2 separate regions of the Homo sapiens genome follow, and region 2 is linked to region 1. Evidence: chromatin loops called from intact Hi-C (ENCODE). Cell type or tissue: right lobe of liver. All regions are shown on one strand. Links, peaks and the distances in the headings refer to the core of each region. The heading gives the core; the rest is flanking DNA.

The links. Hi-C counts contacts between places; a loop is a spot of excess contacts. Peaks named below come from ENCODE experiments on the same cell type or tissue, not always from the same donor. Only the 100,000 strongest peaks of a DNase experiment are listed, where the experiment ranks them.
Region 2: a loop joins it to region 1, with 2.7 times the contacts of the local background. A loop is called at or near these places in 2 of 110 quality-filtered maps.

The regions. Positions count from the first base shown.
Region 1 is chr18:74,281,256-74,284,184 of GRCh38, forward strand. The region is part of intron 1 of CYB5A (cytochrome b5 type A); the gene reads right to left. Among named protein-coding and RNA genes, the nearest start is that of CYB5A, 9.2 kb to the right of the region's middle. RefSeq lists an enhancer at 1-351. In right lobe of liver, for the core only: no CTCF peak of the experiment used is centred there; DNase peaks (open chromatin) are centred at 936 and 1,476; H3K4me3 peaks cover 1,440 bases; H3K27ac peaks cover 2,500 bases.
Region 2 is chr18:74,216,354-74,219,282 of GRCh38, forward strand. No RefSeq gene overlaps it. Among named protein-coding and RNA genes, the nearest start is that of TIMM21, 69 kb to the left of the region's middle. In right lobe of liver, for the core only: no CTCF peak of the experiment used is centred there; DNase peaks (open chromatin) are centred at 1,288 and 2,588; H3K27ac peaks cover 1,977 bases.

The sequences.
Region 1 (2,929 bases), core at 107-2,606:
AGCCTACTGGACATCTAACTGTGATGTAGCCTCAGGGATACAAGAGCCAGTTCAGGACAGAGGTCTTTCTGGCCAGGATGTGACAATCCAGGATTCATTAGCACATTAAAGCCATGCTACTGTGTGAGCCTGCCAAAGCGGAAAAGCCCAGGCCCCAGGGGGGCCCTCCAATAAGGAGGTCGGACAGAAGAGAAGTGGGAAAAGGAGACAGGAGGTGGAGGGAGGAGGGAACCAGGAGAGGATGGCAACCCAGGAGGGTGAGCATCTATGTCAGAGTCTGCTGAGCCACTGTGTTGGAGAACTGAGAGCTGACACAAGGCACCCTGGGAGACCTTGGCAAGAGAAGCTGTGGTGAACAGGTGTGGTTTAAAAGGGAATGGAGGAGGTGGATTGGAGACCAGGCTTAACAACCCTTTCAGAGGCTTCTACTATTCAGGGGAGCAGAAAAATGAGGAAATCCTGGAGGGGGCAGAAGAGTCAAGGGAGGCTGTGTGTGTGTGTGTGTGTGTGTGTATGTGTGTGTTTCAGGGGAGAAGGGAATATGTGTGTTTTTGCAGGAGAGGAGGGTGTGTGTGTGTGTGTGTGTGTTTTGCAGGAAAGGAGAAAACAGCAGGAACACTGATGAGAATAACCCAGCAGGGTGTGGCCTGGAGGGGCCTGGTTTATACTGGGGAACATCGGGTGGCTTAGGGAATGTCTGTGAGTGGGAAGGGGAACAGGATCTCAGGCACAGGTGGAGGCCCGGGCTCTGGGCAGGAAGAGACTGGAAAATGCAGACCAAAGTGCTCCCCTCACCTTTAATTCTCCTCTTCCCTTCTACTGACTGCCTGGGAGCCTCCCTCGATGCCATTCTTGTGTTCCATGCTCTGAGACTATGTCACAATCCAGACTTTCACAATACAGTCCCACTAGTTTCTAACTGTGCAATCCTCAGGGACAAAATCCCAGGCCAAGGCCTACAGAGTAAGAAGAGATCACACTAGCATGTGCCGTGTGTGGAAAAAGGGGGTAAAATAAGATAGTCACAGAGCAGGGACTTGTGTCTGTTTCTCCACCAGGCTCTCCTCTTCCATCCTGGGAAGTTACTTTCTGGCACCGGACAAGGGCCACAGAGTAAGAAGGGATCACACTAGTATGCACTGTGTATGGAAAAAGGGGGAAAAAAATAAGATAGTCACAGAGCAGGGGCTCGTATCTGTTCCTCCACCAGGCTCTCCTCTTCCATCCCCGGAAGAGTGACTTCCTGGCACCGGACATGGGCCAGGTGCACAGCAGGCGGGCAGGCAGGAGCCCTCATCGCGTGGAAAAAGCAGCATATCACAGCCGGGAGGGTCTAACTGCTAGCAGAGGCACAAAACGGGATGGGACACCATGCTGAGACCTGAACAGGGCCAAGCCTGACACAGGGGAAACCAGGGCAAAGGTTTCAAGGTAAAAACAAGTTTGGCTTGTTTGAGAAACAAAGAGAAAGGGTCAATGTGATCAGGTGTGGGCATTAGCAGGGAGGACACAGTGTTATTTGCTGAGGTGGGGGAGGTAGGTAAGGACCAGATCATTCAGAGCTTTCCAAACCAGGGCAAAGAGATACAATTTTATTCTAAATGCAACAGGAAGCCATTGAAAGGAACTGAACAGAAAAAGGACAATCTGTTTCCAAAAGATCAAGTTTTTTTTGTGTGCTTCTCCTAGAAATCACACTTTTCAATGCCATAAATAGCATTTATTACTCAAGCTGAAAACTCATAAAACCACCACCCATTTGATGGAACCAATGAAATCCTGAGAACTGACTGCCCAGTGGCCACCATGAGAGGTGGCAAAGATACAAGAGAGGCCACACCAGGGCATCTGCTCTCAGCTTGGAGGAGAAAGATATTCTAACCACCCTGCAACCAACCTCGTGGCACATGCAGAGGGGATATGGACCCGGAAGGGGAGGGCGAGAGATGAGCGGGACCCACTGAGGGATTTATCAGAGCAGGAACCTCCTCGGATTTCCATTTAAACAATCCTTCCCAGGGCAGTCATTTAAGATGCCTTTCACCAAACAACACATGCCTCCTCACACATACCCACTACACGTGCAAACAATCTCTTTCCGAACCAAAACCACACCGATGATTCAGCCCCTGCCAGGTGAGAGCAGCATCTGGGTCACAAACAAACTGAGGCCGTGAAGACTCCACCCCGACTCCCTCTATTTAAAAATTCCTCTACAAGAAACAGGAATGGCTGTTTCCTTCACCTCCTAGAAGGCAACATAGTAAACTGACAACAGATGGAAAGAAAGGCATATTTTTGTCCATTAACTTTCCAAGGGTTTTGGCTTTGTTCAGATATTTGCATCACAAATTCCCTTTGCTTTCTCCCTGGTTCCTCCAGAGAACTCTCCAGTGATCAAGGTCTCCAGCAAATGACAGCAACTCTGTATCAGTGGGATGCACTTTTGCTTTTAAAGCTACGCTAGGTTCTCATCAATACTCCTTGGATCTCAAGCCTCAGCAACAGACTCAGCACTGAAGACACTGGGTCGCAGCGCCCGCAGCCTGGACTGAAGCCCTGGCTTTGCTCCTTATCGTCTGTGGGACTTGCTGAGCAAGCTGCAAAATCTCCCTAAGACATACCGTCTTACCTTTAAAAGGGAGGACACAATCACCACTGACCCCATAGGGTTGTTTTGAAGATTAAAAGCACAGGCCGGGCGCAGTGGCTCACACCTGTAATCTTAGCACTTTGGGAGGCCGAGGCGAGTGGATCACTTGAGGTCAGGGGTTTGAGACCAACCTGACCAACATGGTGAAACCTCATCTCTAATGAAAATACAAAATTAGTCAGCCTGGTGGTGCATGCCTGTAATCCCAGCTACTTGGGAGGCTGAGGCAAGAGAATCGCTTGAACTTGGGAGGTGGAAGGTTGCAGTGAGCCGAGA
Region 2 (2,929 bases), core at 205-2,704, 65 kb before region 1:
AGGTACTGCCATCCTGGGCTAGAAGGAAAAAGGGGTTCCTGGTCCAGGATGCAGGGCCATCCGGTCAAGGTGGGAACCAGAGCAGGCCTGGCAGATAGAAGCTAGCACCACAGAGAAGATGCAGCCCCTGCCTGAGACCCCACACAAAACAGAGGGAAACTCCTGGCTCCTCCCTTCCCCATCTCTCCAACCTCCTGCCATTGTCTCAATGGCCAAACCAACTGTTCTGAGAGTCTAAAAAATTAAGCCTGCATTGAAGGCTGCAAAGAAGCCCGGGTGATACAGAGCTGAGCAGGGGACAAGTGAGGAATAGATCTGATTGCAGAAAATTCCAAGGACCAGCAGCCCGTAGGGTGGGGTTAGGATAACCAGAGTCAACATGCATAAAGGAAGTTTCACTCAAAAAAATTAGCTATGGCCTGTGTGGATTCTTTTGACTTTGAATGATGGTTGGAATAAACTCTTGTGACTTGTAAATAGAAGTACTGAATGTGAGTCAACAACAGGCAGAAAGAAAACTGTGATGTCGGAAAAATCAAACAAGCAAATATTTATGTCAGATAAGAAGTTCATCAACCCCAATGTGATGATCTGGACAGAGTGGGTCCCTTTAATATACAAAATAGATGGATGTGGACTGGCTGGGTATAAACTTGAAATGGGGGCTGGGAGTCTCACCACCACCCTCACACTCACCATCCCTGAGAACCCTCTGAGTGCCAGCAGGTGTACTGAGAACCACACAAAGGTAAGCACGGATCACAGATTTAACACAACTCTGCAACCTTGTATCATTTTCAAGACACATGTGGCATCCCAAGAGATGTCAAATTCAACCCTCAGTACTGCACGAGGCTAAAATAGTGCAAACCAAAATTATAAAGCTGTAAGGGGTCTTAGAGATAAACTTGCCTATAAATGAGCCGTCTGACTCCAACCCACTATCTAATTTCAGGAGGCAGAGGTCACAAATGTCCCTGATTTCAAGTTACTATTTCTTTCCTTTTTTTAAGGGATATCTGTCAACCTTGGTTCTCTTAAAACTGGCTCTTGTGCAACAAAATGTTGCTTGTTACCGGTTCAATATTTTACTGTTGAATACATCGGGGCCTAAAGAAGTTATGTGACTTGTCCAAGGTCACACAGTAACTTAAAGGCAAAATCGAAATTTAAAACCTGCCCACCAACTTCTAATCAAGCAGCAACCCTTCTGTTTCAGCAAACGGTGGGTGTGGAGAAGCAGAGCTGTGCTGCCACCCGCAACCCTCAGAGTTATGAGGCAACAGCCTGTCGCTTTCCAAAATGTCCCATGAGGTCAGCTCTGCTGAGGGTTGTACCAGTCAAACCTGTGTTGCAAGATGGCTTCAAATATCAATTAAGATTGTAACATGCTGGACTACAAATGAAAAATTCATGTGAGAAGAGATCTGAGTTTGGATAACTCTGGGTCTCGTTCAGAAAGAAAGTATGTTGTGTTTCAAATATGACATTTTAAGTGCATTTACTTCTTTTTTGGATCAGCCTCTGATTCTGGGCTATTCTAGAATTTAGTGCAAACCTCTGCCATAGCACACGGCCCACTTGATTGCCTTTTCTTCATGCAACTGCCTTCCACCTGGCCTTGGTGCTTGCAACTCTGTATCTCTAGTGATTAGCATAGATTTCAACCCATAGTAGTACCTCATCAATATTTACTCGACAAATGAGTATATAAATGAGTAAATGATCAATCATCACACCTTCTAGAGATTGACAGCTCCAAAATTTGTCAATATGATGTGTCATGTGTACATTTTTTCCTGATGTATTCCTTCAACCAGGTGATACATGTAAAGCAGTAACAAATTAGATTAACAGTCCTTAATAAAGATTGCTAGAAAACTAAGAGCCAAGAAATAAATTCATAATTTCAAAAATATCTGCTTGAAGAGTATTTGTAGATAGTTTATCACCATATATATATACTATATATATACTGTATATATAGTATATATATACTATATATACTATATACAGTATATATATACTATATACAGTATATATATACTATATATATACCGTATATAGTATATATATACTATATATACTATATATAATATATATACTATATATACTATATATAATATATATAGTATATATATATAAAAAAACATAATATATATATAGTATATATAATATATACTATATATATACTATATATACTATATATAATATATACTATATATATAATATATATACTATATATAATATATACTATATATATAATATATATAGTATATATATAATATATACTATATATTATATATATACTATATACTATATATATACTATAGTATATATATATACTATATACTATATATATACTATAGTATATATATATAATATATACTATATATATACTATATATATAGTATATATATATAATATATATAGTTTTTTGTTTTTGTTTTTGTTTTTGAGACAGAGTCTCGCTCTGTCGCCCAGGCTGGAGTGCAGTGGTGTGAGCTTGGCTCACTGCAAGCTCCTCCTCCCGGGTTGACGCCATTCTCCTGCCTCAGTCTCCAGAGCAGCTGGGACTACAGGCACCTGCCACCGAGCCTGGCTAATTTTTTGTATTTTTAGTAGAGACGGGGTTTCCCCGTGTTAGTCAGGATGGTCTTGATCTCCTGACCTCGTGATCTGCCTGCCTCGGCCTCCCAAACTGCTGGGATTACAGGCGTGAGCCACCGCGCCCAGCGTTTATCACCATATTATATCCGCCTTATCTGTGGTTTTAGTTAACCGCATTCAATCATGGTCTGAAAATATTAAATGAAAATGTCCAGAAATCAATAATTCACAAGTGTTAAATTGTGCGCCATTCTGAGTAGTGTGATGAAATCTCTCACCATCCCGCTCTGTCCTGCCCGGGATGTGAATCACCCTTTGT